Linked DNA regions of Homo sapiens: region 1 is linked to region 2. Evidence: read pairs that join two places in POLR2A ChIA-PET (ENCODE). Cell type or tissue: PC-9. All regions are shown on one strand. Each heading gives the region's core, and the rest is flanking DNA. Links, peaks and the distances in the headings are about the cores only.

What was found. ChIA-PET counts read pairs that join two places held together with the same protein. Peaks named below come from ENCODE experiments on the same cell type or tissue, not always from the same donor. Only the 100,000 strongest peaks of a DNase experiment are listed, where the experiment ranks them.
Region 1: POLR2A ChIA-PET joins it to region 2 with 8 read pairs; 1 of 35 experiments calls an interaction of 5 or more read pairs at or near these places.

The regions. Positions count from the first base shown.
Region 1 is chr7:73,351,473-73,366,970 of GRCh38, forward strand. It overlaps FKBP6 (FKBP prolyl isomerase family member 6 (inactive)), which reads left to right. Exons shown (of 9, transcript NM_003602.5): 9 at 6,709-7,153. Among named protein-coding and RNA genes, the nearest start is that of FKBP6, 31 kb to the left of the region's middle. RefSeq lists an enhancer at 14,969-15,078. In PC-9, for the core only: no CTCF peak of the experiment used is centred there; no DNase peak of the experiment used is centred there; H3K4me3 peaks cover 432 bases.
Region 2 is chr7:73,237,320-73,252,817 of GRCh38, forward strand. It overlaps the pseudogene GTF2IRD2P1. Among named protein-coding and RNA genes, the nearest start is that of NSUN5, 64 kb to the right of the region's middle. RefSeq lists an enhancer at 10,245-11,233. In PC-9, for the core only: no CTCF peak of the experiment used is centred there; a DNase peak (open chromatin) is centred at 10,003.

The DNA.
Region 1 (15,498 bases), core at 5,470-9,469, 110 kb after region 2:
CCAGGCAAACTGTGTGACCTGGGCTCTTAATCTTCCACGTACCTGTGAAGTGCCTTTTCTCCCAGCTCTGGAGGTGTCCCTGAAGTCATCCCTTTGTTGTGTGGCTATAAATACCTCAACTTCGGTGGCTGCCTTTTCATCATACCCCTTCCTGGGAAGGCATTTCCTCTGGAAGGGTTGCTTTGGCCCTTCATTCCCTCTCCACATCCTCTCTTGGCAGCCGTAATAGGCCTCAACCCTGCTTCCTGCTAAGATTTACTGTTGTGGATTCTGTGTTCTTTGCGGATGAGGTACGAATGACAGCTACTAAGTTCAATCCTGGAGATAACTGGGTTCCTTTTGCTGATCGTCCACAATCATGGAAGTGCCCTTTATGATTCATGATGGGGTTGAAAGACAGAACATTTGGATCCTCAGTTTCATCTCTTGCTATGACATTAGCCAAGTCATTTCACCTCTCTGGGCCTTGGTTGCATTGTCTGCAGGGTGAAGCTGAATCACTTTTTTATTTTAAAAGAGAAACAAGGTCTCCTATGTTACTCAGGCTAGAGTGCAGTGGTGCAGTTATAGCTCACTGCAGCCTCCTGGGCTCAGGCAGTCCTCCTGCCTCAGCTTCTTGAGTAGCTGGGACTACAAGTGTGTGCCAGCATGCCCTGCTGATTTTTTTTATTTTGTAAGATGGGGTCTCATTATATTTCCTAGGCTGATCTCGATCTCCTGGCCTCAAGCGATCCTCCTGCCTCGGCCTCCCAGAGTGCTGGGATTATAGGCATGAGCCACCGCGCCCAGCCATGGAGCAGTCACATCTTTAAGATCACTGTGGAGTTGTTTATGCTTCATGAAGACCGTCAGATATCGGCTTAGTCTGTTTTTAATTTCTTGCGTTCATTAGGTGCATAAGCCCTGCCTCCAAGCATACATAATCCCAAACACCAACCTGGATAATTAAGTGTACAGGTAGTGAGTGAAAGAAGTGAGCCTAAGCAATAAGGAATTGACATCAAGCCAGTGCCTTGTACCTTCTAGGGAGAGCATGAGTCCCCGCCAGCTTTGCTGGCTGACCCCCATTCTGCAGGTGCTGATCCTGTTCTCAAGACCTTTGGTTGTAGCTGTTATTGACTGTCATACTTTTGATGCTCCCCTACGCTCCCAAGCAGCCACCGACCCAGGGTGAAGCTGAGATGAACTGGGGTGAGCCTCAGAGGTTCAAGAATCCAGAGAAGGGTTTTCAAATCTAATAGATAAGTGAAGAGCTATGAGCAAAAGTTCTCTCTAGCTCAGAGGTCACTCAGACATTCACAAGGTGAGAAGGATGTGGTCTGCCGTCACTGTGAGGGCACCCACAGCAGTCATTGTCAGCATCAGTCCAAACAGAAAAGGCAGCAAGAGGCAGACAGAGGGGCATCTCCAGGATGTTTGGCATCCTGAGGTCATACAGCTTCATTTTTTTGGTGAGCTGAATATCATGGCCATGAATGCGAGCAAATCTGCACTAACTTCCTTTTGCTTCTCCAAGAAATGGCCTAGAGAGGCTGCCTGCATTTCTTGGCTAGTGGCCCCTTCCTCTTCTTCAAAGACAGCGGCATGATATCTTCCAATATTTCTCCCTCTCTCCCTTTCTGTCTCTCCCTCTCTCTCACCCTCTCTGTGAATCTCTCATTCAGCCCCTCTCTCCCCTCTGCTTCTGTCATTTTGTCTCCTCCTTTTTCTGACCCTCCTGCCTCCCTTTTACGAGGATCTGATTACATTGGGCTGACCAAGATAATCGCCCAGCTCAAGATCCTTCATTTAACCACAGAATCCCTTCTGCCATGTATGGTAATGTATTCGTGGGTTCCGGGAATTGGAACAAGGATATCTTGGGGGGCATTTTCCCATCTCTCATACTCTGTTACAGATCAGCATCTGTGAGGGACTACACATCTTGCCAATGCAGAGATAACTCAGCACTCTGCATCCTCAGCATTCTCGGCTTAATCCTTTCCGTCCCAGATGAGATCATCCTGACAGCCGTCTTTCAGAACATTTCCTTTCTCGTGCTCCCTTCTGGTGGCTGGGGCCTGATGGACACAGCTCACCTCATCTTTCTGCTGTTTGTTTACTGCACTTGAGGGTTGCTGTACTGTTTACATTGTTAACAAATGCTAGGTTTGCTACAACCCCACATCAAGCAAGTCCGTTGGTGCCATTTTTCCAACAGCATGTGCTGAATTTATTTCTCTGATTTACATTTTGGTAATTATCACAGTATTTCTTTTTTTCTTCTTTTTTTTTTTTTTGAGGCAAAGTCTCGCTCTATTGCCCAGCCTGGAGCACAGTGGCACGACCTCAGCTCACTGCAACCTCTGCTTCCCAGGTTCAAGCAATTCTTCTGCCTCAGCCTCCCCAGTAGCTGGGATTACAGGCGTGCGCCACCACGCCCGGCTTATTTTTGTTATTTTTAGTAGAGACGAGGTTTTACCATGTAGGCCAGGCTGGTCTCAGACTCCTGGCCTAAAGTGATCCTCCTGCCTTGGCCTCCCTAAACCTTGTTTTTAAACAAGCGTGGCAGTTTGGATGGCACTTTGACCCTTCTTTGACCATGTATCACAGCACAGTGGCAGCTGGTGGTGGTGAGCTGCAGTTGTTGGAGGAAGTGCAGCAGAGCCATGCTGTGAGGCCTGGCCCACCCCCAAAACCGGGAGGTACCTGCAGGCGCTCTCATTCCATGTCAGCCTGGAAAGGGTGGGCTCCAGACCACTCAGCTCCATGCGCATTCTCATGGGACTAGGTGGCCAGTTGTGACAGTGGGGAAGTAATCGCACTCCCTGCAGAGGGACGTGGCCAAGGGAGGAGCAGAGAGCTGGGCTGGTGGAGCACGAGGGTGGCTGCAGGAAGTGCAGCAGTCAGCATGGAGTGGCCGCCAGAGAGCCAGGGCCACAGGTTGGGTGGGGAGAAGCAGGTCAGGGAGTCCCTGCAATGAGGGTTGGCTCTGAGAAGCCGCCTGGCAGGAGTGGAAGGGGCAGGTGGAGGACCCAGCAGGCCGGAGGACTGCCGCCTTGCGGGCTGGCCAGAGTGTCACAGCAGAGTCCCAAGGGGTGAGGACTCCTCAAAAAATTTTCCCCCTCAGTTGATATTTTTGGAGATATCCAGATTAGGTTCTTAAGATTGGCTGAGTAATGCATTTTGGGAAGGGGAACCAGTTGAATGGTTTCAGGAAGGTCTTTCATTCTCCACGTTTACTATGTACAGCCTTGGTTCATCTGCTGGGATTTTGAAGAGGCAGCCATAACTTTGATCAGTGTTTTTGAAGGGCTGAGTGACCCATGCAGGGTTCCAGGGTCTTCTCACCAGATGATGTTCATGGCTGAGTTTACTCTAGTTCCCCGTTGCAGGGTACAGGGAAGTGCTTGAGGCTGGGGCTGCGAGGCAGGGCTGGCACACGACACCCACCGCCACCGTGGGAACGGCACCTGCTGAGCCTTGATCCTCAGCTCTTTGTCCTCCGATTTCCGACAGAAACATCCTGGGCTCTACAGCCTCCAGCCCGTGGCTCCGCGATTACATCACTCCTCTGTCTTCTCTGTTACATTTCACACCCTTCTTTGATTACTGCTTATTATGTTGTGCGATTATGGTGGACACCACTGGCATTGCTGCTTGGGTTTCTAGTTCACAGTCCCTGTGCCTTTTCCGAGGCCTGGGGCCCACCCGCCGTGGAAGCAGCCTGGTTCGTAGGAATGGATTCAGCTGGAGTCGGCTGTGGACCTTTGTCTGTGTTCGCTGCCTCAGCCTGACTGCCATTGTCTTTGTCGATCTCCGGACTTATTTCTCCTTGAGCCACGGATACAGCTTTTTTCTGACTTTGCACCTCTGTGCGATACATGTATTGGGTTTTCAAAATGAAATGTGAGCTGAGCTTTCCTATGTTGGCGCATTCTCGTTTATGCTAAAGTGTTACTTTTTATTGGCTCCGATTTGAAAATTCAACTACCTGAACCTCGTGGGATCCCTTCGTCTGTAGGGAGCTTGAAGTTGATCTCCCCCCATCTGCATTCATGCCTGGAGAATATTGATTTTAGGGCTTATTCCTAAAGTCATTTCATGGGACACACCCTAGATCAAAACTTTCTTTTTTCACTTGATTATTATTAAACTTGTCATTATGGACATTTTCAAACGTCTCCAAAGGTAAAAAAAAAAAAATGATAACATGATCACTACCCATGTATCATTACCCAGGCTTGACAGTGAACATCTTTCTGCTGTTCCTGTACCCACTCTCCAATTTTTTGGTAGTACTTAATTTTGAATTATAAAAATGCCACATGCCAGCCGGGTGCGATGGCTCACACCTGTAATCCCAGTACTTTGGGAGGCCGAAGCAGGCAGATCACGAGGTCAGGAGATCGAGACCATCCTGGCTAACACAGTGAAACTCCGTCTCTACTAAAAATACAAAAAATTAGCTGAGTGTGGTAGCGGGCGCCTGTGGTCCCAGCTTCTCGGGAGGCTGAGGCAAGGAAGTGGCTTGAACCCGGGAGGCGGAGCTTGCAGACAGCAGAGATCGTGCCACTGCACTCCAGCCTGGGCGACAGAGCAAGACTCTGTCTCAAAAAAAAAAAAAAAAAAAAAAAAAAAGTGAGTGTATATGTAACTTGTCCACAAAAAGAATTATACATTTTGTACTAGAATATATTTTTATTGCATTTTGAGTGTTTTCTAAGTTAACACAAAGAGAACTACGTCGTTTTTAAGAAGTGGCTGGATAGCATTCCATCCTGTCAGGATATGGAAATGGTTTTCACAGTGATTAGTAGGCAGGTAGGTAGGTAGAGATTAGATAGACACACAGAAACATGGTCATGGAGCTATCCTCACGCCTGACTTTCCTGTGACAGTCAAAGTCCTATCACTGGTTGTGATGGGTGTGTCTTTGCCTGAACTAGGTCATGCTAAACTGACCTCTCCAGTGGCTGTACCAGTTTGTTCTTGGTAGTGTCTGAGAGATTCCATTCCGTCGCTTTGCCATCATTTGGATTGCTAGACTTTTTAATATTTGCCAGGTTGGTGTATCTCAAATAGGATCTCATTACTAGCATTAGCAGTTCCCTGACCAGGTCTCTGTTCACATGTTTCCAGACTGAGGTGGCCTTTCTGTAAATTGCCTAATTGTTTCTCTATAACCAAACACCTTTCTGATGTTTTTAAGTTATTTTTGATAACTCTGTCATTAATTCTGTGAGTTCTATCAGCAGTTTCACTGCATGCATCAGGTATGTGATACCATATGCCGGTAATGGTCATTTTGTCTTCTCCTCTTGTATCTTTTTTGTTTCCCCTCACAAGACAGAGTTTCACTCTTGTCACCCAGGCTGGAGTACAGTGGCGTGATCTCGGCTCACTGCAACCTCTGCCTCCTGGGTTCAAGCGATTCTCCTGCCTCAGCCTCCCGAGTAGCTGGGATTACAGGTGCCTGCCACCACGCCCAGCTAATTTTTGTATTTTTAGTAGAAACGAGGTTTCACCATGTTGGCCAGGCTGATTTTGAACTCCTGACCTCAGGTGATCCCCCCCAGCTTGGCCTCCCAAAGTGCTGGGATTACAGGCATGAGCCACTGTGCCTGGCCCTCCTCTCATGTCTTATTCAGAGCCTGATGGTGCGGTGCATGCTTCTAGAACAGTAGCGATGGGTGTGCCTCATGACCGTAATGGAGCTGCTGCTCGCTCCACCGTTAAACACCATGCTGACTTTGGCTGAGCTGTATTTTTTTCTTATCATGTTATGGAAATGTTTGTTTGTTTTTGTTTGGTTTGGTTTTTTTTTTTTTTTTTTTTTTTGAGACGGAGTCTCACTCTGTCACTCAGGCGATCTTGGCTCACTGCAACCTCTGCCTCCCGGGTATAAGCAATTCTCCTTGCCTTAGTCTCCCAAGTAGCTGGGATTACAGGCACCAGCCACCACGCCTGGCTAATTTTTGTATTTTTAGTAGAGATGGGGTTTAATCATGTTGGCTAGGCTGGTCTCGAACTACTGATGTCAAGTGATCCGCCCGCCTCAGCCTCCCAAACTGCTTTGATTACAGGTGTGAGCCAATGCGCCTGGCACCACCTCAGTCTTTACTTACTTCTGTCCCGTTGCCTGTGGTTCTGGAAGTCTGACTGGAAAGGGGTCTGTTCCTGACACCCCACCTCCTCTTCCCTCTCTCAGGTGCTGGCTCCTTTGGTTGTATTGGGGTAGGGAGGAAAGAGAAGGGAAAGGGTAGCTCACGCCTGTAATCCCAGCACTTTGAGAGGCCGAGGCAGGCAGATCACTTGAGGTCAGGAATTCGAGACCAGCCTGGCCAACATGACGAAATCCTGTCTCTACTAAAAATGCAAAAAAAAGTATCCAGGCGTGGTGGTGCGTGCCTGTAATCCCAGCTACTCAGGAGGCTGAAGCAGGAGAATCACTTGAACCCGGGAGGCAGAGGTTGCAGTGAGCAGAGCCTGTGCTACTGCACTCCAGCTGGGTGACAGAGTAAGGCTCTGTCTCAAAAAAAAAAAAAAAAGTTTCCCAGAGCCCATCTAGTAGGGCCACACGGTGATGGCATCTGTCTCTTGGCTCCTGTGTGGTCACCGGCCATGCCCTTCCCTGACCTCAGCTGCTAGCCCTCAGCACATGTGACTGTGACGTCGTGTGGCAGCTGCTGAGTCCTGAGATGTTTTTAATGGCTGTTTGATTCCCAGGTTCTTCACCTACCAACGAGGGGAGAGAGCTGTGGTTCTCCATCATTGGGGGAGTGGAAGGGAGCTCCCAGCGCAGCCGTGGCAGCCACCTTCCAGGAGCAGGGGCTGGAATGTCCTGTGGCCGCATCTCTCATGGACGCGGCTGAAACGTGTTTTCACAGGTGCTGTTTTCTGTTTTCCGTGTTCGTAACAGAAGGGAGGGGAAAGCGCAGCTACTGACAAGTAGAACACTGCTACTTTTTTTAAGGCAGTTTCTTGTTTTTTTAGACGGAATTAGTCCTTGGCTTCCCTCCCAGTCCCAGCCCTGCTTCCGGCTGCGAATGTCCCTGAGTCAACACCAATAGAGATTGCTTTGTGTATTTTGTAGGGTTCTCTGTTTTGAAGACAGAATTATGTTACAAATGTTTTTGTTGTAAATAAATAAAACACTTCCTTGTCCTTGCAAGATCCAGTATAAGTGAATTGCGTGGACTCAGCTAAGCTTCCAGAGTCCCCAGGTGGGCAGGGGGAGGCCATTTGCCAGTGGGGCTGGGGCTCAAGCTCTGGAGCCAGCGGTTCTGATTCACCTGATAACGAAACGCTGCACACCAGGCTTGGGGTTCCCTAAGCCCGCTCCCAGTGTGGGGAGCTGATGCCAGCAGCTTAATGGAAAGTTGAAGCTACTTCACCCTCCCATACCCCGACACCCCGGGATCCTTGTCCCACACAGCCCTGAGGCCACCTCACCCTCCTGCGCCCCGACACCCCGGGCTCCCTGCCCCACACGACCCTGAGGCCACCTCACCCTCCTGTACCCCGACACCCCGGGCCCCCTGCCCCACACAGCCCTGAGACCACCTCACCCTCCTGCACCCCGACACCCCGGGCTCCCTGCCCCACACAGGCCTGAGGCCATCTCACCCTCCTGCACCCCAACACCCCGGGCTCCCTGCCCCACACAGGCCTGATGCCACCTCACCCTCCTGCACCCCAACACCCTGGGCTCCCTGCCCCACACAGCCCTGAGGCCACCTCACCCTCCCGTACCCCGACACCCCGGGCTTTCTGCCCCACACAGGCGTCTCTGAGCCTTTCCCAGGGTCCCACGCTCCCTCATGGGGCTGAGGCAGGAGGCTCCCCTCCCCTGTTCTGCCCCACCTCTCAGCCTCCATGAGTACCCACAGCTGTGCCTCCAGGTCTCCCCCACAGTGCCCACACTGCCCCGAAGCCTTTCTCGACCCCGTGTCCCCTCTCATTAGCCTCCCTGACCTTGGTCACCCTCCTTCCTCAAGGGTGCCGTCTACACTGGCTTCTCCACTCTCAGCCAGTGACTCCTTGCCCCGCTGCCGTCCCATCTCGCTGCTGATCTGCTCGGGCCATGGGATCCAGCAGGCATTTCTTTGTCCCGATCGGACCTGACTTTACTACTCTGAAACTTCCTCCTCCCCAAGACACTGTCTTCCTTGAATTTCCAAGCTTCCAGCTCCGGGATTTCCTGGCTCCTCTTTTGGGAAGGCTGCCCATTGCTTGTACTCTCTTCACTGCCTGCCTCCCGCCACCCCAAAAACACTTCAGAGCATTTCAGATATAACCCAGCGGCGAAGGGCTGGGAAAGGGACCCATCCAGGCCATGGGTCCTTCTCGAGGGCTGGGCGTGCTGCCTGGCCTAGGAGGCCCCCGGCCTGTGCCCCCACCTACCAGGGCCTCACCTTCTGACAGAATCGGCTTAGAGAGCAGAAACCAAGTCCTGGGGGAGCAGGCTGCACTGCCTCTCTTTGTGGAGGAGGAGGGCGGGTGATGCCACCAGGGGACCAGGGTATCATCAAGAGGCCTCCCCTGGAAGTGCCTGCCCTCCCCCAGTGCTCCCTTCAACCCGCGTTGCTGGAGTGGTGGCTCTAGAAGAGTGGCTTTCTCAGAGGTCACCAGGAACTTGGCGATGTTTGCCACATCTACACCTCCAGACCTCATGACCACGGTCTGGCTTCATCTGGCATGAGACGTCCCTTAGTCCCTCCTGATTCAGGAAGGCCCAGACCCCACACCACACTCTGCCTGCTGCTGAGCCCTGCATCAGCCACCAGCACTGTCACCTGCCCAGCTGTCTCTTTTCAGCCTTCTCTAACATGCCCATACAGCCAGAACAGTCTTTTTAAAAGTTTGTCAACCCCATCAAAAAGTGGGCGAAGGACATGAACAGACACTTCTCAGAAGAAGACATTTATGCAGCCAACAGACACACGAAAAAATGCTCATCATCACTGGCCATCAGAGAAATGCAAATCAAAACCACAATGAGATACCCTCTCACACCAGTTAGAATGGCGATCATTAAAAAGTCAGGAAACAACAGGTGCTGGAGAGGATGTGGAGAAATAGGAACACTTTTACACTGCTGGTGGGACTGTAAACTAGTTCAACCATTGTGGAAGACAGTGTGGCAATTCCTCAAGGATCGAAAACTAGAAATAACATTTGACCCAGCCATCCCATTACTGGGTATATACCCAAAGGAATATAAATCATGCTGCTATAAAGGCACATGCACATGTATGTTTATTACAGCACTATTCACAATAGCAAAGACTTGGAACTAACCCAAATGTCCATCAGTGATAGACTGGATTAAGAAAATGTGGCACATATACATCATGGAATACTATGCAACCATAAAAAAGGATGAGTTCATGTCCTTTGTAAGGACATAGATGAAGCTGGAAACCATCATTCTCAGCAAACTATTGCAAGAACAAAAAACCAAACACTGCATGTTCTCACTCATAGGTGGGAATTGAACAATGAGAACACTTGGACACAGGGAGGGGAATACCACACACTGGGGCCTGTTGTGGGGTGGGGGGAGGGGGGAGGGAAAGCATTAGGAGATATAGTGTAAATGATGAGTTAATGCATGCAGCACACCAACATGGCACATGTATACATGTGTAACAAACCTGCACGTAGTGCACATGTACCCTAGAACTTAAAATATAATAAAAAAAAAGGAAAGGAAAAACATAAAAAACATCACAATTGTAAATAAGGACCAAAAAAAAAAAAGTTTTGTTTGTTTTTGATGGAGTCTCATTCTGTTGCCCAGGCTGGAGTGCAGTGCTGCAATCTCAGCTCACTGCAACCTCCACCTCCCGGGTCCAAGTGATTCTCCTGCCTCAGCCTCCTGAGTAGCTGGAATACAGGTGCACACCACTGTGCCCAACTAATTTTTTAAAATATTTTTAGTAGAGATGTGGTTTCACCATGTTGCCCAGGCTGGTCTTGAACTCCTGTACTCAAGCGATCCTCCCACCTTGGCCTCCCAAAGTGTGCTGGGATTATCAGCATGAGTCACCACACCCGGCCCCCGGAATGGTCTTTCTAAAGTTCGGCCCCGTCATCTCTAAATGGTGCTGTGGTTACCTTCCTGGACCTCCTCTGCCTCATTTCTTGTGGCCTGGCTCCCTGTCCCCAGCCCAGCCTCCTGCCCCACAGCATAGGCATGCCCCCTGCAGCCTGCAGTGGTGGGAGCTGACTGATCACTGCCTGCCCCCTGTCCAGCCTCCTTTCTAGGCTTTTCCTTGGAAGAGGGTTTTTGGAAGGACTTCAGCACAGAAGTGCCGTGAAGAGATGGGTGTTTCAGGAAGTCGCTCTTCTGACTTAAGAATATTAAAAATGGAAGAAAACACTGCACGCAGCACTTCTGCTCGTAGGACTCTGCCTTCAAAGACATGCACACTTGTGGACTAAGAGGATGTTCATTCATTGCACCATTGCTGATGAGGTCATAAAATTGGAGGCCGCTGTGAGGCCTTCAGAGGGACTGGTGAAAGAGACCCCAGCACAGCGGCCTGGGGAGGACTCTATGGCTTTTTTTTTTTTTTTTTTTTCTTGTGAGACAGAGTCTCGCTCTGTCGCCCAGGCTGGAGTGCAGTGGCACAATCTCAGCTCACTACAACCTCCACCTCCCAGGTTCAAGCAATTCTCCCATCTCGGCCTCTCAACTAGCTGGGATTACAGGTGTGCGCCACCACGCCCAGCTAATTTTTGTATTTTTTGTAGAGACGGGGTTTTGCCACATTGGCCAGGTTGGTCTCAAACTCCTGACCTCAGGTGATCCACCCACCTTGGCCTCCCAAAGTGCTGGGATTGTATACAGGTGTGAGCCACCGTGCCTGGCCCCCATTACATCTTTTTCAAATTTAACACACGTGTATGTAAGGGGGGTATTCAGTGAGCACTTGAGGAAGGTACAGACCCCCTAGCCCTGCGCTGCACTGAGCTTTTGACAGCCCCAGTGCCTGGCGAGATGAAGCTGCATGGTGTTCCAAACATTTCTTCCAGTCAGTTCTTCTCTCATGATAAGTGCTTTACCTGTTACTCTGTTACCTTTGTTAAATAAAGTTAGTATGTTGCATTTTAAAAATAATAAGAGGCTGTAATCCAGCACTTTGGGAGGCTGAGGTGGGCGGATCACCAGGTCAGGAGTTCGAGACCAGCCTGGCCAACATGGCGAAAACTTATCTCTACTAAAAATACAAAAAGTTAGCCAGGCATGGTGGCTGGCATCTGTAATCCCAGCTACTCAGGAGGCTGAGGCAGGAGAATCGCTTGAGCCTGGGAAATGGAGGCTGCAGTGAGCTGAGATTGCGCCACTGCACTCCAGCCTGGGCAACAGAGTGAGACTCTGTCTCAAAAAAAAAAAAAAAAGAGGCTGATGCAGGAGGATCCCTTGAGGCCAGGAGTTTGAGACCAGCCTGGGCAATATAAAGACACCCTGTCTATACAGAAAATATTTTAGAAAATAAGCCAGGCATGGTGGTGCGTGCCTGTTGTCCCACTACTCGGGGGGTTGAGGTGGGAGGATCACTTGAGCCCAAGAGTTGGAGGCTGTGTGAGCTGTGACTGCACCACTGCACTCCAGCCTGGGTGACAGAGCAAGACCCTGTCTCAAAAAAAAAAAAAAAACATGGAGACTCGTGTGTGTACACAGCACCAGAGGACACAGGCTCAAACGTACTGTCATTATGGCGAGCACAGCACCGAGAGGGGAAAGGGGTCCCGTGTTTTCTCCTGGGTGCTTCTATACAATTTGAGATGCATCCATGTATTGTTAGTGCACTTTAGAAATGAGAAGGAATGTGACTTGCCTGCCTCGTGGACTGTGGGGTTGGAGCTGGGGAGCGCAGGAGTGCCGTGGGGTCCTTCTGCCGCAGCTCGCCCGAGCCTTGTGCTGGAGGCACGTGCAGGGAGCACCAAGGAGGAAGGCAAGCTGGGTGCCCCTAACCCATCGCGCAGGAGGTCAGTGGGATGGTGGTGTGCCCTGTGTCTGCCAAGGAGACGCGTGGTCCCTGAAGCACATGAAACCAAATTCCACGCTGGAGGTCCATAGACCAGCTGCCGAAGAGGCCCCCACGCAGGTCCCCAGGTGGCATTGACCTTGTCCAGGGCATCACAGTTCTCAACCTTTCCCCTGAGGTGGATTTCGGGGTTGAGTGCCCCCTTTTTAAGCTCAGATGCAGAGCATGGAGTTGATGACGCCCCACAGTCATGCACAGCACCGCATCCGTCCACGACACCCTCATTATTCTAGTCCTGTACACTCTCCCACAGGCAGCCGTGCCCACGTGCTTCGTGTATATCTTTGAGAGTGTTCTTGCAAAACGTGTCCACCGTGGATGTCCTGAAGCCAGCCAGCCTCCCGGTGGCCTGTGGGATGGTATGGTGCAGGAGTGACAGCGCCTCTGCCGGGGCTTCCCTTCATTCCCCCAGCAACACTGGAGACCACTGAAGTCTCTGCACTTTGCAAGGACGGAGGAGGCTGGCTCAGAGGGGCCCAGAGGCTTCCCAGAGACCCCCTACTTGTCAGATCCCGGCACCGGGGGCTGCCTTTCTGGCCTCACCCGGGGCATAGTGGGCTGGGTCCGCCCTGGGGGCCTGCTTTGTGGCGCCCCACCTCTCCCCGCGGTGGAATCTCCACGGTCATTTCAGAGGGAAGGTCATGAGACCCTGGGCAGGAAGGACTTGCCCCGGGGGACAGAGGCACGCTGAGGGAGACCCCGGTTGCAGCCTGGAGCCGCAGGCTTTTCCCACTGGGCCCTCGAGTCCTCTCCTCCCCGAACCTGGGTCCTTCTCTTGAAGAGAGGATTCGGGCTCAGGGTAGGCTGACCTTTGCTGAGCAGATCCGGCAATAGGTGGTGACATAACCCACTCCTTGCTTTCTGGGCAAGCCTGGTGGCCCCAGGGAACTTCATCACCCTCCTCGGCCCCCTGCCTATGGCCTGAGCCTGGGTGCCAGGGCGCTGCTGAGAAGGGCACTTGGCCTCTCTCTGCCACCCAAATGCTAGACACAGTCCCCAGGAAAGGGCACAGTCCCCAGGAAAGGGCTGACACAAAGACCACCCTTGCCCTCCGAGAGTAGGAAAGGCGGCGGGCACGGTCACGGGCAGTCCTCCAGGCACAGTGGCAGGAGCCCGGAAATGTTGGCAGCCAGCCCCTCTTGTCTGCAGAGGGGAGCCCTAGGGGGCCCTGAGCCTCCGGGGAAAATCAGTGCTAGAGGCCCCTTCTTTTATGGGCTCGGGAACCGGGCTGGTGCGGAGAAGAGGTGGAGCTGCTTTCCTGGCACCTGCTCTCTCCTGGCAGGTGAAGAAGCTTCCCTTAAGCACTCTGACTGCTGTGACCACCGCAGTCGTGATAAGGTCGCAGTAATGCTCAGCAGAGGGACTTCACCCACGGCGACCGCTAAGCCAGTGTGTGTGTGTGTGTGTGTGTGTGTGTGTGTGTGTGTGTGTCCAGGAGGCAAACACTCTAGAAAGAGACAGAAATGTCAAATGTCAGCAGATAAATAACAATATATAATATATATAATATAAATATTGTAATAAACCAAAAAGTGTTTCATCTTATATATGTGATATTCTTTAATTCCCAACCATTCAAACTGAAAGTGCAGCTGAGGCTGGGCACAGTGGCTAACGCCTGCAATCCCAGCACTTTGGGCGGCGAAGACGGGAGGATTGCTTGAGCCCGGGAGTTTGAGACCAGCCTGGGCCACAGAGTGAGACCTCACCTCTATATATTTTTTTAAATAACAAAATTTTTTTTGTTTTTTGTTTTGTTTTGAAACAAGGTCTCACTCTGTGGCCCAGGCTGGAGTGCAGTGATGCGATGTCAGCTCACTGTAATCTCCACCTCCTGGGTTCAAGCAATTCTCCCACCTCAGCCTCCCGCGTAGCTGGAACTACAGGCATGCGCCACCACACCCAGCTAATTTGTGTGTGTGTGTTTTTTGGTAGAGATGGGGGTTTCACCTTGTTGGCCTGGCTGGTCTCGAATTCGTGACCTCAAGTGATCCGCCCACCTCGGGCTCCCAAAGTGCTGGGATTACAAGTGCGAGCCACGGCGCCTGGCCAGAAAATATTGTTAAAAATAAAAATGAAAGCCAGGCACATTGGCTCACACCTGTAATCCCAGCACTTTGGGAGGCTGAGGTGGGTGGATCACGAGGTCAGGAGTTCGAGACCAGCCTGGCCAACATGGTGAAAACCCGTCTCTACTAAAAATACAAAAAATAGCTGGGTGTGGTGGCGGGTGCCTGTAATTCCAGCTACTCAGGAGGCTGAGGCAGGGGAATTGCTTGAACCCAGGAGGCGGAGGTTGCAATGAGCCAAGATCGCACCACTGCACTCCAGCCTGGGTGACAGAGCAAAACTCCATCTTGGGGGAAAAAATGGAATTAATAAAAATATAAATGTGCTGCGGAGGGGCATTGGTGTGGGGGGGCTTGAGTCAAATCTCCATTGTCCCGTCCTGCCCCTCTTCCCACTCCCTCCTGCTGAACTTACCCCACTGCTCAGGTCAAGGCAGAACGGCCCCTCTAGTTAGGAGAACCATTCAGACCCAGACAGTCACCTCCCAAAAAGGGAAAGAGCTTGGGGGTGCTGGAGGTTTAGTAGCTGCTTTTGGAGAAATCCCAAAGACAGGAGCAGCACCAGGAGGCCAGTCTCTGGAAAACAAGTACAGTGGAAAAGGTAGATTCTGGAAAAGGGGCCATATGGCATTCCAGAAAGAGCCCTGAACTTTCTCCTGCCAGGTGACAGCCCCAGCATCACTGCAGTGGCGCCCATGAGGGCTGTCCCAAGGGAGCTTCTGTCACTCTGTGCTGGGCGCGCTGTGGGTGCTCAAGCAGTGCCAGTGGAGTGTGAAGTCGCTGACGCTGACCTTCATGTGGGCTCTCACATTGAGGTGGGCGATGAGATGGAGAAGTCTCAGAGGTGGCTGCAGTCGCGGTCTGTTCCTGAACAGGCTCGCCAAACTTGGGTTGGTTGGTTTTTTTCAAAACGCCTCCTACACAGGTCAAGAGACCGCCACACACACAGTGTGGACCTCAGTACCCTCCACACAAGGTACAGGAAAGTCACTTATCAGCCAGGCATGGTGGTTCACGCCTGTAATCCCAGAGCTTTGGGAGGCCAAGGCGGGAGGATCGCTTGAGCCCAGGAGTTTGAGACCAGCCTGGGCAATATAGGAAGACCTTGTCTCTATAAAAAAAAAAATTGTTTTAATTAGCCAGGGGTCGTGGCGTGTGCCTGTGGCCTGGGTACTCGGGAGGCTGAGACAGGAGGGTCACTTGAGCCCAGGTGGTTGAGGCTGCAGTGAGCTATGATTGTGCCACTGCACTCCAGCCTGGGCGACAGACCGAGACCCCGGCTCAAAAAAAAAATGGTCGTTTATCTCCACCTGCTGCCCAGCCCCTGAGCCAGACTCTGTCCTGCTGCCCCTCCTCCCCACAGCCCCATCCGACTTGAGGCCTTGGGCTTT
Region 2 (15,498 bases), core at 7,777-11,776:
AAATTAGCCAGGCGTGGTGGCACAAGCCTAGAATCCCAGCTACTCGGGAGGCTGAGGCAGGAGAATGGCTTGAACCCAGGAGTCAGAGGCTGCAGTGAGTCGAGATTGTTCCACTGCACTCCAGCCTGGGTGACAGTGCAAGACTCCTTCTAAAAAAAAAAAGAAAAAAAAAGAAAACCACTGCAGCTCTAAACTAGTTCTGCATTTTTGCCGACCCTGGTTTGCTGGAAAAGCCCAGCACCAAAGGCTATCATACAAAGCTGTGGGAAATTGAATCACCAACCTCACCCCTTCTGCTTGTTCAGTTGCAGTTATAACCCTTTTATTAAATACAGTATAAAATACCACGCCTCTAATCCGAGTGCTCTGGGAGGCCAAGGTGGAAGGATTGCTTGGGGCAGGGAGTTCAAGACCAGCCTGAGCCACACGGTGAGACCCGTCTAGACAAACATTTTAAAAAATTAGACAGGTGTGGTGGTGTGCACCTGTAGTCCCAGGTTGGGTGGGAGGATCGCTTGAGCCCAGGAGTTTGAGGCTGCAGTAAGCTGTGATCGTGCCACTGTACTTCAGCCTGGGTGACAGAGCAAGACCCTGTCTCTTAAAAAAAAAACAAATTAAGGCCAGCCACAGTGTTTCACGCCTGTAATCCCAGCACTTTGGGAGGCCGAGGCAGGCGGATGACTTGAGGCCAGGAGTTCGAGACCAGCTTGGCCAACATGGTGAAAGCTTGTCTCTGCTAAAAATACAACAACAACAAAAAAATTAGCCGGGTGTGGTGGTACACGTCTGTAATCCCAGGTACTCAGGAGGCTGAGGCGGAAGAATCACTTGAACCCGGGAGGCAGAGGTTACAGTGAGCCGAGATCACGCCACCACACTCCAGCCTGGGCGACAGAGCATGACTCTGTCTCAAAAATAAATAAATAAATAAATAAAAATTAAAAAAAATACATACATATAAAAAAGAAGACAAAATACTTATTTTCATGATTGTTTCATTTTTTTCCAAGCTGAGGTCCTGACCAAATGTTTCCCCGTGGTTTTTGTATATTTCTGATCCCCTTAAAGTGGCCCTTGCAGCGTGCTGGGGAGGAGGCCTCTCGGTGGGTGGGTGATTGGGAAGCCACGCCCACAGGGAAGGGAGAAAAAAACTGAAGTTGCCTGCTCTAAGGGCTGCACCTCTGTTTAGCCAACAATTTTCTTGAGGCCAGTCATAGTGCTGGGCTCATTCCATCATCTCCAGTTCTGAGACCAACACTGTCTGGTAGGTGTTTTATGGATGAGGAAACCAAAGCTCATAAAATTAATTAAGTGGTTTGCTTATGAAATAATGCAAGAAAGCAACAGTGCTGGGAGGTGGAACTGGGTTTTTCTTTTCTTCTTCTTTTTTTTTTTGATGGAGTTTCGCTCTTGTCACCTAGGTGGAGTACAATGGAGCGACCTCAGCTCACTGCAACCTCTGCCTCCTGGGTTCAAGTGATTCTCCTGCCTCAGCCTCCCGAGTAGCTGGGATTACAGGTGCCCGCCACCCTGCCCGGCTAATTTTTTGTATTTTTAGTAGAGATGAGGTTTCACCATGTTGGCCAGGCTGGTCTTGAACTCCTGACCTCAGGTAATCCGCCTGCCTTGGCCTTCCAAAGTGGTGGGATTACAGGCATGAGCCACTGCGGCTGGCCCAGGCTTTTCTTTTTGATTCTAAGGCCTTCCAGATCCAGTACTTTATCCTGACCCTGCAGAGCTCAGGATCTGTGGTTCAGGCCTGTGGCTCAGAGGAGGGAATACGGCACACAGGTACGTGCCAGGCCAAGTGTGAGGGGGTCTGGCTTCCAGGGCCCTCTGCAGACCCCTAGTCCCAGGGCCTGTGTTGGAGGAGAGATTGGCTCTTTCCTCTGTCCATCCTGGGATGAGAAGTCGGGGACTTGGGATAGATGCAGTGCAATCCCTGCCCCTGAAAATTGACAAAGACCCACCAAATCTAGCCCCTACTCCTAGGCTGGGCCCCTGCCCATCTCCCTGGACCACACCACTCTCAAGGGCTCTCGTTTGCAGACACCCCATTGCCCTACTAAAAACCTCTCCTGGCCAGGCTTGGTGGCTCACGCCTGTAATCCCAGCACTTTGTGAGGCTGAGTTGGGTGGATCACCTGAGGTCAGGAGTTCCAGATCAGCCTGGCCAACATGGTGAAACCCCGTCTCTACTAAAAATACAAAAATTAGCTGGGTGTGGTGGGGGGCGCCTGTAATCCCAGCTGCTCGGGAGGCTGAGGTAGGAGAATTGCTTGAACTCGGGAGGCAGAGGTTACAGTGAGCTGAGATCGTGCCACTGCGCTCCAGCCTGGGCAACCGAGCAAGACTCCGTCTCAAAAAAACAAACGAAAAACCTTTCCCAGCCATTCAGTCATTCCCACAGTCTCAACTCAGTCCTATGAGTGACAGTGCATGTCAGTGGCCATCATATCTCAAGCCATCCTGGTCCCAACACACATTCCTGGGGCCTTGGGAATTGATTCAAAGCAGAACAGCTTCATGAATGGTCCGGCCAACAGGAGGCAGCTTAGGCTGAGCCCTACTGTCCCCTCCCTATCATCTGATTGGTGGACCACCAGGGAGCCACACACATGACAGATGATGAGGGCAGAGGCTGCATGACAGATACCTGCTGGGTCTCCATGTCAGGCACAGTGGCTGCTTAGGAATGAAGCACATGGGTCAGGTGTCGTGGCTCACACCTGTGATCCCAGCACTTTGGGAGGCCAAGGCGGGTGGATCACTTGAGGTCAGGGGTTCAAGATCAGCCTGGCCAACATGGTGAAACCCCGTCTCTACTAAAAAATACAAAAATTATTCGGTTGTGGTGGCGCATGCCTGTAGTCCCAGCTACTCGGGAGGCTGAGGCACGAGAATCACTAGAACCCGAGAGGCGGAGGTTGCACTGGGCCAAGATCACACCACTGCACTCCAGCCTGGGCGACAGAGCGACACTCCATCTCAAAAACAAAAAGTGAAGCACATGGACTTTGGAGTCACATGGACCCTGGTTTGAATCCTGACAACTCCTATAATGGCTGCGTGACCTGGAGCGAGCCACTTAGCCACTCTGAGCTTCAGCTTCCCGTCTATGAAAGGGGGCTGCTCTGGTCCTGCTGCTCGGCCACACCTCTGATATGTGGTGTGAACGAGTGCTCACTTCCACCAAGACCTGGACTCCCCTCCAACTCCCGTTATAAACCAGCCTATCTGGGATTCCTTCTCCAAAAGAGCGCTGAGCTTGCCAGAGCCAGCTGTACCTGAAGTCAACGACAGGAACTGCCTGGAGTGGGGTCATTTCCCTGTGTCTAAGGATAGGCACCTGGGCTCCAACTGGGCTCCTGGCCTGGGGGTTGCTCTCTCCCTCCTGCACCCCCTGTCATTTTTATCAAAGTCCTTTTCTCCATTGCTTCCTGAGTGGGTCATTAGGTGGAGATCCACAGCCTTCCTCCACGCTGGTCGCGTGAATTCCCCCAATCTGGAAAGTATTCACAATTTTGTGTCACTAATTCCAGTGACTAATAGAGATTACACACACACACACCTTCAAATGACAACCTGCCAGGAGAAAAATGCTATAAAGGGAAAGATATCACTTTGGGAAGCTGAGGCGAGTAGATCGCTTGAGCCTGGAAGTTTGAGACCAGCCTGGGCAACAAAGGGAGACCCTGTCTCTACAAAAAAAAAAAAAAAAAACTCCACAAAAATTAGCTGGGCATGGTAGCATGCACCTGTAGTCCCAGCTACTTGGAAGGCTGAGGTGGGAGGATCACTTAAACCCAGGAAGCAGAGGTTGCAGTAAGCCAAGGTCGCACCACTGCACTCCAGCCTGGGTGACAGAGCGAGCCCATTTCCTTGTTTCCAAAAATAAAAAAGGGAAAGATATTATTGGGTCAACAGGGAAAACTAGAGTATGAACAGTAAACTGGATAAAATAATTGCAACAACGTTCAATTTACTGAAGTTGGTAAAGGAAAGGTTATTGTGTAAGAGAATATCCCTGTTCTCTGAAAATACTCACTGAAGTATTTAGGGGTAAATGATATACGTAACTTTCCCTTGAACGGTCCAGGAAAAAAATGCACATCCATTTATACACATATCATAGATACTCATAGACATTTGCTTATACACACTTACCATAGGTACTGATTATAGATACACATACACACATATGAGTGAGAGGGAGAAGGAGGGAAGGGGGTAGGGAGACAAAGTGATCCAATAATGAAACAAGGGTGAAATGTTAACAATTGAGAGTCTGGCTAAAGGGCATGTGAGTATTTTCCATACTATTTTTATTTTTGCAACTTTTCTTTTTTTTTTTTTTGAGACAAAGTCTCACTCTGTCACCCAGGCTGGAGTGCAATGGCACAATCTCGGCTCACTGCAACCTCTGTCTCCTGGGTTCAAGTGATTCTCCTGCCTCAGCCTCCTGAGTAGCTGGGATTACAGGCACGTGCCACCATACCCGGCAAATTTTTGTGTTTTTAGTAGAGACAGGGTTTCACCATGTTACCCAGGCTGGTCTCGAACTCCTGACCTCAAGTGATCCACCCACCTTGGCCTCCCAAAGTGCTGGGATTACAGGTGTGAGCCACATGCTTGGCCACAACTTTTCGGTAACTATTCATAGTAAAAAACAAACAAAAAAAACCCTCTAAACCTTAACTTACTTTGTCTAACTTTTATAGACAAAGTCTACGTTATTTGCTCTGGGGCTTTCCATTTTAAACCTGACCTTTCTGGCTCTGGGTTTTTCCATTTTAAACCTGACCTTTCTGGTTCCAGGTGAAGGCAGAGACAGATAAAATAGGATTATTGTATGTCAGTATGTTTTCAACTATTTCTCCTGAAACTTGGAAACGTATTAGACCATGTGGGATACCACGCGGACGGGAACGGGGGATAAATGTGTGTTCATATATACTCCTCCACAAATATACATGTCTCAGGCTGGGCGCAGTGGCTCACGCCTGTAATTCCAGCACTTTGGGAGGCCAAGGCCGGCAGATCACTTGAGGTCAGGAGTTTGTGACCAGCCTGGCCAACATGGTGAAACCCTATCTTTACTAAAAATACAAAAATGAGCCGGGCGTGGTGGTGGGCACCTGTAACCCCGGCTACTCGGGAGGCTGAGGCAGGGGAATCACTTGAACCCGGGAGGCAGAGGCTGCAGTGAGCCCAGATCGCCCCATTGTACTCCAGCCTGGGTAACAGAGTGAGACTCCGTCTCAAAAAAAGAACCCCCAAAACCAAAAAGCAAATATACACGTCTCTCTCCCTATTTCTCTGTTGATTGATTTAAACTTCAAGATGCCAACTACAGTGCCTATCAGGGTGGCAGGCAGGTAATGTGAATGAATGAAACAAGCCAGGCATAAGAAAAGTCAACTACCAATAATACAATAAAACTTTCTTGATTTTTAATGAATAGTGAGGCATACAATGTAATATAAACAAGTATGATACTGCAGATTATATTTCTGATTCAAAGTGGAAAAAAAACTGAAAAAAAAAAAGTTTAAGAACTCATTTCGTCAGCTGGGCACAGTGGTTCATGCCTGTAATCCCAGCACTTTGTGAGGTCGAGGCAGGTGGATCACCTGAGGTCAGGAGTTGGAGACCAGCCTGGCCAACATGGTGAAACCTCATCTCTACTAATACAAAAATTAGCCGGGCATGGTGGCGCACGCCTGTAGTCCCAGCTGCTCGGGAGGCTGAGGCAGGAGAATCGTTCGAACCCAGGAGCTGGAAGTTGCAGTAAGCCGAGATCACGCCACTGCACTCCAACCTGGGCGACAGAGCAAGACTCCATCTCAAAAAAGAAAAAAAAATTCATTTTGTCATCTCCCAATCCCTTGGGACTAGAAGACTCCAGCCTTTCCCACCATAGGGCCCTGCCAGGAGTTTTCTCTCCATCGCGTTGCGATGTGGAGTACAGAATCCCACTGGGAATCCTTTAACTGGGAGCAGTATTTTGTTTTGCTCAGTTTCATAATGGAGAACAGCTGTTCGCAGATGTAGGTGCTCCCGAACATGGAAAGAATCTTTGCGCAATGGTGCTTGTATTTCGGGTAGCTACCCCAGAGGTACTTGTAGAATTCTGGTATTCCCACCTTGTCGTATTTCGTCTTCAGGACCGCGTTGCATTGCAGGTCGATAACCTCCATCTGGAGCTCCTCGTGCACACTGTCGATCTTCGTGGAGAACGGGGAGCTGAACAGAGTCAGTTCGCTTTCGTAGAGTTTGAAATCAGACAGCCTTTTCTGGAATTCGGTCTTGAGTTCCGCGATTTTGGGAATGTAGTTCAGGCCATCGCTTTCATTTCTGGAAACCAATTTCAGGGTGGGAAAGTGGGCCAGATTATTCCTCGTCAAGTGAGTCTCCCAGAGGCACAGTTTTGCTAGGAACACCCGGATCAGGTCATACATCTGCGTGACGATTTGGGAGTGTCCTTGGAGAGAGATGTTCAAAGTGTTCAGATGCATCGTCATGTCAACCAAGAAGGCCAGGTCTCGGATCCAATCTATGGAGCTCAGTTGAGGCAGGGGTTTCCCTCTGGATGACATGAAGGAGTCGATTTCTTCCAAGGATTCGAAAAATCTCTTTAGCACGAGCCCGCGACTGAGCCACTTAATCTCCGTGTAGTACAGGAGGCTACCATACTGGCTGTCCAGCTCATAGAGCAAGGTTGTGAACTCGCTGTGGTTCAGTCCCCGGGAGCATATCCAGTTCACGGACTTCACTACCACGTCCATGACGTGGTCCATCTTCAACTTCTGAGCACAGAGTGATTTCGGATGAATTATACAACAGATGGACTTCAGTTCCGCACCCTTGCAGAACGTCGCCACCCTGGACTTCAGTTTTGTAACAAGCCCGTTATTGGCATCCACCATCGCTGGGGTGCCAGTGGAGGCCACGCTTACTAATTTCGACCAGTCGATACAGAACTTTTTCAGGCTCTTCTCAACACGCGAAAAGATCTCGTTTCCAGATTTTGTACCCGTCGTGGGCACCGTATCCAGAAGTTCTTCGGACACATCGAAATTCTCATCGACACCACGGATGAATATGGCCAACTGGGTGGTATTATTTATATCGGTGATCTCATCGATTGCGATAGAATATGCCACAAAAGACCTGATTTTTTCACGTAACTTCTCCCATAAGTTCCCAGCTAGGTCCTCTACAGGCTGCACGGGGGATTTCTGGGTTGGACTTGGGTTTGCAAACACTTGTTTTTGCTCGGGACACTCGGTGTCTGACGAGCCTAAGAGATACTTCCTGAGCCCTTTTTTCAGCTCGTGAAGCTTCTCGTCACGCATTCTTTCCGTATACTGGTCATAATGCTTGCTGTGATTGGTTTGATAGTGGCGTCTTAGGTTATATTCTTTGGACACAGACATGCTTTGTTTGCATATGAGACATGTTGGAATATTCTGTACTTCCACGAAGAAAAATGCTCTCTCCCACTTTTCTTGAAACACACGGCCCTCCTGGTCTATCTTGCATTTTCCCACTTTTGACAGAGACAGGGAGACAAAGATATTTCACTTTTCTCTTATCACTACTATGAGGAAAACAACAGCAAATGCTTGATGACGCACGAGAGGGAGGAAGCGGGGCGGGGCAGGGCGTGGTTAACAGGAGGGTGACCCACCCTGCAGAGGGACGGCTGACCATCAACTCCAGCAAACCGCTGCCAGGACGCCAGCTGTGGCCAGATCTTCAAGTTTTCTAAAGAAAACCTGAAGACTGAATTTTTGTTGTCGTTGTTGTTGAGACGGAGTTTTGCTCTGTCACCCAGGCTGCAGTGCAGTGGCGCAATCTCGGCTCACTGCAACTTCTGCCTCCTGGGTTCAAGCGATTCTTCTGCCTCAGCCTCCTGAGTAGCTGTTATGACAGGTGCCTGCCACCACGCCCAGCTAATTTTTGTATTTTTAGTAGAGATGAGATTTCACCATGTTGTCCAGGCTGGTCTCGAACTCCTGACCTCAGGTGATCCGCCCACCTCAGCCTCCCAAAGTGCTGGGATTACAGGCATGAGCCACTGCACCCAGCCAGATCTTCAGGTTTTCTAAAGAAAACCTGAAGATTGACTTTTATGAAAGAGTGCCTGGTTTGTGGTGATAATGGCTCACTGCAGCCTGGAACTCCCTGGGCTCAGGTGATCCTCCCACTTCAGCTCCCAGTTGCTGGGACTACAGGCATGCACCACACTGAGCTATCTTTTCTTTCTTTCTTTCTTTTCTTTTTTTCTTTTTCTTTTTTTTTTTTTCTTTTTTTGTAGAGCTGGAGTCTTACCTTGTTGCCTAGGCTGGTCTGAAACCCCAGGCTCAAGCGATCCACCCGCCTTGGCCTCCCAAAGTGCTGGGATTATAGGAGCCACTGTGCCAGGCCTCATCCTTATTTTCAAAAGTACATGAGCCAAACAAAAGACACCTTTGATGAGGTTCAGCATGTAGCTGTGCTTGTTATGTCCAGTTTAAACAGGAATTATTTGATAATATGTTTGCATTTTCTTTTTAGAGACAGGGTCTTGTTCTGTCACCCAGGCTGGAGTGTAGTATTGCAATTATGGTTCTCTGCTGTCTCAAACTCCTGGGTTTAAGTGATCCTCCTGCTTTAGCCTGCCAAGTAGCTGGGGCTACAGGTGTGAGCCACTGTGTCCAGCTAATTTTTAAATTTTTTGTAGAGATGGGGTCTTGCTATGTTGCCCAGGCTGGTCTCAAACTCCTGGCCTCAAGCAATCCTCTTGCCTTGGCCTCCAAAAGTCCTGGGATTATACGTGTGAGCATTTTAATATATTTTCTCATTTGATTCCCAAGAAAACTTTGTAATAACAGAGATGGGAATGAGCACAGAAAGGCATATGATTTTTACCTACTGTGAGTCTCAAATGACAAGGGTGACGGCCACAGATCCACACAAAACTCATTCATATAAGTGTGTTCGAGTGTACAGGGGCTAGTGTTTTAGATTTAAAGAACCTGGCCACGCTGCAGGTAATCAAGGTATTTCCAGAGTACACACACATAAAAGTGCACCTTAAGAAAATGTAGGCCATGTACAGCGGCTCATGCCTATAGTCCCAGCACTTTGGGAGGCTGAGGCAGGAGGATCGCTTGAAGCCAGAAGCTCAAGGCCAGCCTGGGAAACATAGTGAGACCCTGTCTCTACAAAAAAAAAAAAAAAATTATCTGGGCATGGCAGTGCTGTCCCAGCTACTCGGGAGGTGAAGGTGGGAGAATCACCTGAGGGCAGGAGTTCCAGGCTGCAGTGAGCTATGATCATGCCACTGCACTCCAGCCTGGGTGACAGAGTGAGACCTTGTCTCTAAAAAACCCCAATAATAATACAATAAATAAATAAAGATATTATAAAAGATCAAAAAATCATTTAGCAATCAGATGCGTTTGGGAATAAAAATGGAGCATTTTAATAGGATACTTTGGTTTTCTTTTCTTTTCTTTTTTTTTTTTTTTTTGAGACAGAGTCTTGCTCTGTCACCAAACTGGAGTGCAGTGGCACGATCTCGGCTCACTGCAACCCCCGACTCCCTGGTTCAAGTGATTTTCCTGCCTCAGCCTCCCGAGTAGCTGGGATTATAGGCACGCGCCACCATGCCCGGCTAATTTTTGTATTTCTAGTAGAGACGGAGTTTCACCACGTTGTACAGAAGGGTCTCCATCTCCTGACCTCATGATCCGCCCGCCTCGGCCTCCCAAAGTGCTGGGATTACAGGTGTGAGTCACCGCGCCCAGCCTACTTTGGTTTTCAAATGTTACATTAGGAGGTTCCCTGGTGACTCATGCTCGTGAGAACACCTCTCCGTATTCTACTTGACAGGATACTGACTCACTTGCAAGGGCTCCGGGGAAGACATTAAGAATATTTAACAGGGTGGGGGCGGGTAGGGGGAGGGAGAGCATCAGGAAGAATAGCTAATGCATGCTGGGCTTAACACCTAGGTGATGGGTTGATAGGTGCAGCAAATCACCATGGCACACATTTACCTATGTAACAAACCTGCACATCCTGAACATGGACCCTAGAACTTAAAATAAAAGTTGAAGGGGAAAAAAAAGAGAATATTTCAGAAGCAGAGTGCCTGGGCATTGCTCAATCAGAACAGATGCTGAGCCAGGTGCAGTGGCTTACATCTGTAATCCCAGCAGTTTGGGAGACCAAGGAGGGTGGATCACTTGAGGTCACGAGTTTGAGACCAGCCTGGCCAACATGGCTAAACCCTGTCTCTACTAAAAAATACAAAAAGTAGCTGGATGTGGCGGCACGCACCTGTAATCCCAGCTAATCGGAAGGCTGAGGCAGAGAATCGCTTGAACCCGGGAGGCGGAGGTTGCAGTGAGCCGAGATCTTGCCACTGCACTCCAGCCTGGGTGAGAGAGCGAGACTCTGTCTCAAAAAAAAAAAAGAACAGATGCTAGTCTCAGCACTGGAAGGGTTCTAGGGGCCTCTGCTGTGCCAGGTGGAACTCCTTTTGCTTCAGCACTGTAGGGAGGTCAAGCCACGGTCGGAGGGTACTAGGGTGGGACTGCATGGCCAGGCAGGCACTATTTACCAACACAGAGGAGATCGGTACTGTGATCCTGAGTGCAGCTGTGCGGGTGGCCTCAGGGGAGCCCCCACCACAAAGCACACTTGAATAGTGTGCCACATCAGCCATGCGTGGTGGCTCATGCCCGTAATCCCAGCACTTTGAAAGGTGGAGGCGGGCGGATCCCTTGAGGTCAGAAGTTCGAGACCAGCCTGGCCAACATGGCAAAACCCCATCTCTACTAAAAATACAAAAATTAGCCAGGCGTGGTGGCACACGCCTATAGTCCCAGCTACTCGGGAGGCTGAGGCAGGAGAATCACTTGAACCTGGGAGGCGGAGGTTGTGTGGTGAGCCGAGATTGTGCTGCACTCTAGCCTGGGTGACAGAGCGAGACTCTGTCTCCAAAAAAAAAAAAAAAGAGTGCGCCACATCACACGTCACACTCATGGTGTGATATAGATCACTCTCCTTCAGACTGGTTAATCAAACTCAAGTAACAGAGTTATCTAACTTTATCACATGCAGGAAAAATAAAGCATGCATCGAAGGCTGCATACTTGGGTCCCAGGCTCACGGAAGCAAAAACCCCGTGGTGAGCGCCCACCAAGACACTTCCCATGGCCCAACATTGCCGGAACGTTCTTCTCACCTGTAGAATACTCACCATTACTGAGCTCAAGCCCTGGAAGCGGCCTGAAGAGAAAGACACATTGATAAATGCGACAAGCTCACGTTTCCTCTTTTGCCCACTTAGTTTTATTTTTTTTTAATTTTTACTTATTTATTTTTTTACAGAAGAATATTTATTTATTTGTTTGTTTTGTTTTTGTTTTTTTTGAGACAAGAGTCTCGCTGCGTCACCCAGGCTGGAGTGCAGTGGCGCGATCTCGGCTTAGCGCAACCTCCGCCTCCTGGGTTCAAGCCATTCTCCTGCCTCAGCCGCCTGAGTAGCTGGGATTACAGGTGCCCGCCACCACGCCCAGCTAATTTTTTGTATTTTTAGTTTCACCATGTTGGCCAGGCTACTCTTGAACTCCTGACATCAGGAGATCTACCTACCTTGGCCTCCCAAAGTGCTGGGATTACAGGCATGAGCCACTGCGTTGAGCCTTTTGTTTTTGTTTTTTTTGAGACGGAGTCTCACTCCATCACCCAGGCTGGAGTGCAGTGGTGTCATCTGGGCTCACTGCAACCTCCGCATTCCAGGTTCAAGTGATTCTCCTGAGTAGCTGGGATTACAGGCACGTACCACTACACCCAGCTAATGTTTATTTTTAGTAGAGATGGAGTTTCACCATGTTGGCCAGGCTGGTCTCAAACTCCTGACCTCAAATGATCCACCTGCCTCAGCCTCCTAAAATGCTGGGATTACAGGCCTGAGCCACCATGCCCAGCCTATTTATTTATGTTTTGAGATGGAGGCTCATTCTGCTGCCCAGGCTGGAGTGCAGTGGTGCCATCTCAGGTCACTGCAACCTCCACCTCCCAGGTCAAGTGATTCTCACGCCTCAGCCTCCTGAGTAGCTGGTATTAGAGGCGCACGCCACCACACCCGACTAATGTTTGTATTTTCAGTAGCAACGGGGTTTCACCATGTTGGCCAGGCTTGCCTCATACTCCTGACCTCAGGCGATCTGGCCCGCCTCAGCCTCCCAAAGTGCTGGGATTACAGGCGTGAGCCACCGTGCCTGGCCCCACTTAGTTTTATTGGACAAATTTTTGCAGAGTGTTAACTCTACGCTAGGTGCTGGGTGAGCTAAAACTGGGACGGGCTGCCCATGATCACCGAGGAACAGGGACATGGACACATCTCAAGGAAGCAGAAGATGATGAAGTCAGTGTGAGAGGCAGCATGGCCCAGCGGTCAGCTGCGGGAACAAACCCCCAGCCCAAGTCATGGGACAGACATTCCTGGGCAGCCACATGCCCACCTCGGGCAAGTCAGAGTCTCCAGATTCCTTCTCTTGACTCACTTACCTGATGACTGTGAATTTGATAAACTCAGCTGCCTCCAAGATCCTCCTCATGGAACTGATTTCCAGATAGCCGGGGTCCTTGAATACCACCCCCGGGGGCATGCCATCAATCACCACACAGCCAGGGTTGAATGTGATCTTCCTGTAGGGAACTTTCACAGGGAAATCCACGCCAATTGCTTCACCTGTGACGGGATGAGCAGCATAAAACCAGCTGAGTTTGGCTGGGCACGGTGGCTCACACCTGTAATCCCAGCCCTCTGGGAGACTGAGGCGGGTGAATCACTTGAGGCCAGGAGTTCGAGACCAGCCTGGCTAACATGGTGAAACCCTGTCTCTACTAAAAATACAAAAATTAGCTGGGCGTGGTGGCGCATGCCTGTAATCCCAGCCACATGGGAGGGACCCAGGAGGCAGAAGTTGCAGTGAGCCGAGATCGCCCCACTGCACTCCAGCCTGAGAGACAGAGCGAGACCCTGCCTCAAAACAAAACAACACAAAACAAAACAACAAATTAAAAAAACAACAACACAAATAAAACTAGCTGAGTTTGTTCCTTACATTTCCTAAACCAGGATTTATCTTTAATGTCAGGATTTAGAAGCATCAAATGACAATACTTATGATCAGTCATTTTATTTTCCAGTGCTACTATGATGTGTGAATATAATTTTAAAAGTTTGGAATTAGCATGGGTAGTAGGCAAACTCAGTTTCTCCATCCATTACACAGGGTTATCATGGCGCCTACCTGAAAGGTTTTATGTAAGGATTAAATGATCAAACACATGTTGAGCACAAAAAATAATACACAAGGTAAGCACTCAGTAAAACAAAGATAGCTATTATTATTATTATTGTAATTAGTCAATGATACCATGCAAAAGCTCTTCTGTAAAAAGACATATTGACTAATTTTTATCATAGCTCTTTCACAAAAAGATCAATTTCTTTTTTTTTTTTTTTTTTTTGAGACAGGGTCTTGCTCTGTCGCCCAGGCTGGAGTGCAATAGCGCGATCTAAGCTCACTGCAACCTCTGCCTCCCAGTTACAACCAATTCTCGTGCCTCAGCCTCCTGAGTAGCTGGGATTACAGGTGTGCGCCACCACACCCGGCTAATTTTTTGTATTTTTAGTAGAGATGGGATTTTGCCATGTTGGCCAGGCTGGACTTGAACTCCTGGCCTCAAGTGATCCACCCACCTTGGCCTCCCAAAGTGCTGGGATTAAAAGTGTGAACCACTGCGCCCAGCCAAGATCAAATTCTTATAAGATAAAGTTTTGTTTTTTTTCCTTTTGTAGACCTGGGGTGTCACTTTGCTGCCCAGGCTGGTCTCAAACGCCTGGGCTCAAGTGATTCTCTAGCCTTAGCCTCCTAAAGTGCTAGGATTACAGGTATGAGCCAATGCACCTGGCCAAGTATTCTTTTAAAAAGAAGTATTTTAGGTATATGAATTCTGGATATAAAAAGATATAAAAACTTACCAAATTTTCGGCTAAAGAGGTCATTAACTTGTTCTCTTAGCTGTTTAATCTTTTCAATGCTTGATAATCTTTCCTTCTCATTATCTAAAAATAATTAAACAAATAAACAAACCAAGGTTATTAATGTATTTTCTCCCAAGAAAGCTGTTGGGAGAAATGCCTGTTAGCACCCGAGAAAGTGCTTTACCTGGATTGTTATTCAGTCTACTTTTAGCAATAATTAAGCATCTTGGAAATTTGGAAATGGAAGCCATTACAGACAATAGAGAATTTTCCAAATTATAACCCTATATAAACATACTACATACTACTTTTAAGGAATATTTTCAATATCATACAAGACAAGGATGTTTAGGGCCAGGCGCGGTGGCTCACGCCTGTAATCCCAGCACTTTGGGAGGCCGAGGCAGGTGGATCACGAGGTCAGGAGATGGAGACCATCCTGGCTAACATGGTGAAACCCCGTTTCCACTAAAAATACAAAAATTTAGCTGGGCATGGTGGCAGGCGCCTGTAGTCCCAGCTACTCGGGAGGCTGAGGCAGGAGAATGGTGTGAACCCAGGAGACGGAGCTTGCAGTGAGCCGAGATCGCACCACTGCACTCCAGCCTGGGTGACAGAGCAAGACTCCGTCTCAAAAAAAAAAAAAAAAAAAGACAAGGATGTTTACTTTCACCACCACTTTTCGGCCTTAAAATAGAAATCTCAGCCAATGAAATATGACAAGTAAAAGGAATAAGAGGTACTAGGATTAGAAGGTAAGGTATATTTTTATTTTCTTTCCTTTTTTTCCTCTCTTTTTTTTTTTGTTTGTTTTGTTTTGTTTTGTTTTGAGGCTGAGTTTTGCTCTTGTCACCCAGGCTGGAGTACAATGGTACAATCTTGGCTCACTGCAAACTCCTGGGTTCAAGCAATTCACTGCACCCCTCCTGGGTTCAAGCAATTCTCCTGCCTCAGCCTCCCAAGTAGCTGGGATTACAGGCACCCACCACCACACCCAGCTGATTTTTGTATTTTTAGTAAAGATGGGGTTTCACCATGTTGGCCAGGCTGGTCTCGAACTCCTGACCTCAGGTGATCCACCTGCCTCAGCCTCCCAAAGTGCTGGGATTACAGGTGTGAGCCACCGCACCCGGTCTGTTTTTCTTTTCTTTTTGTTTTTTAGAGACAGAGTCTCACTGTGCTGTGCAGGCTGGTCTCAAACTCCTGGGCTCAAGTGATCCTCCTGCCTCAGCTTCCCAAAGTGCTGAGATTACAGGCACATGCCACCATGCCTGGTCCTTTTTTTTTGTTTTTATTTTTTAGATATTTTTCAACACTTTAAAACTTTATTTACTTTTGAATAACTAAAGCAATCACATGGCTCAACATTCAAGAGGAGTAATATACAGAAACATCTCAAACGTCTCTCTCCTATCCCTATCTCAGCGGTCAGTTTCCTTCCC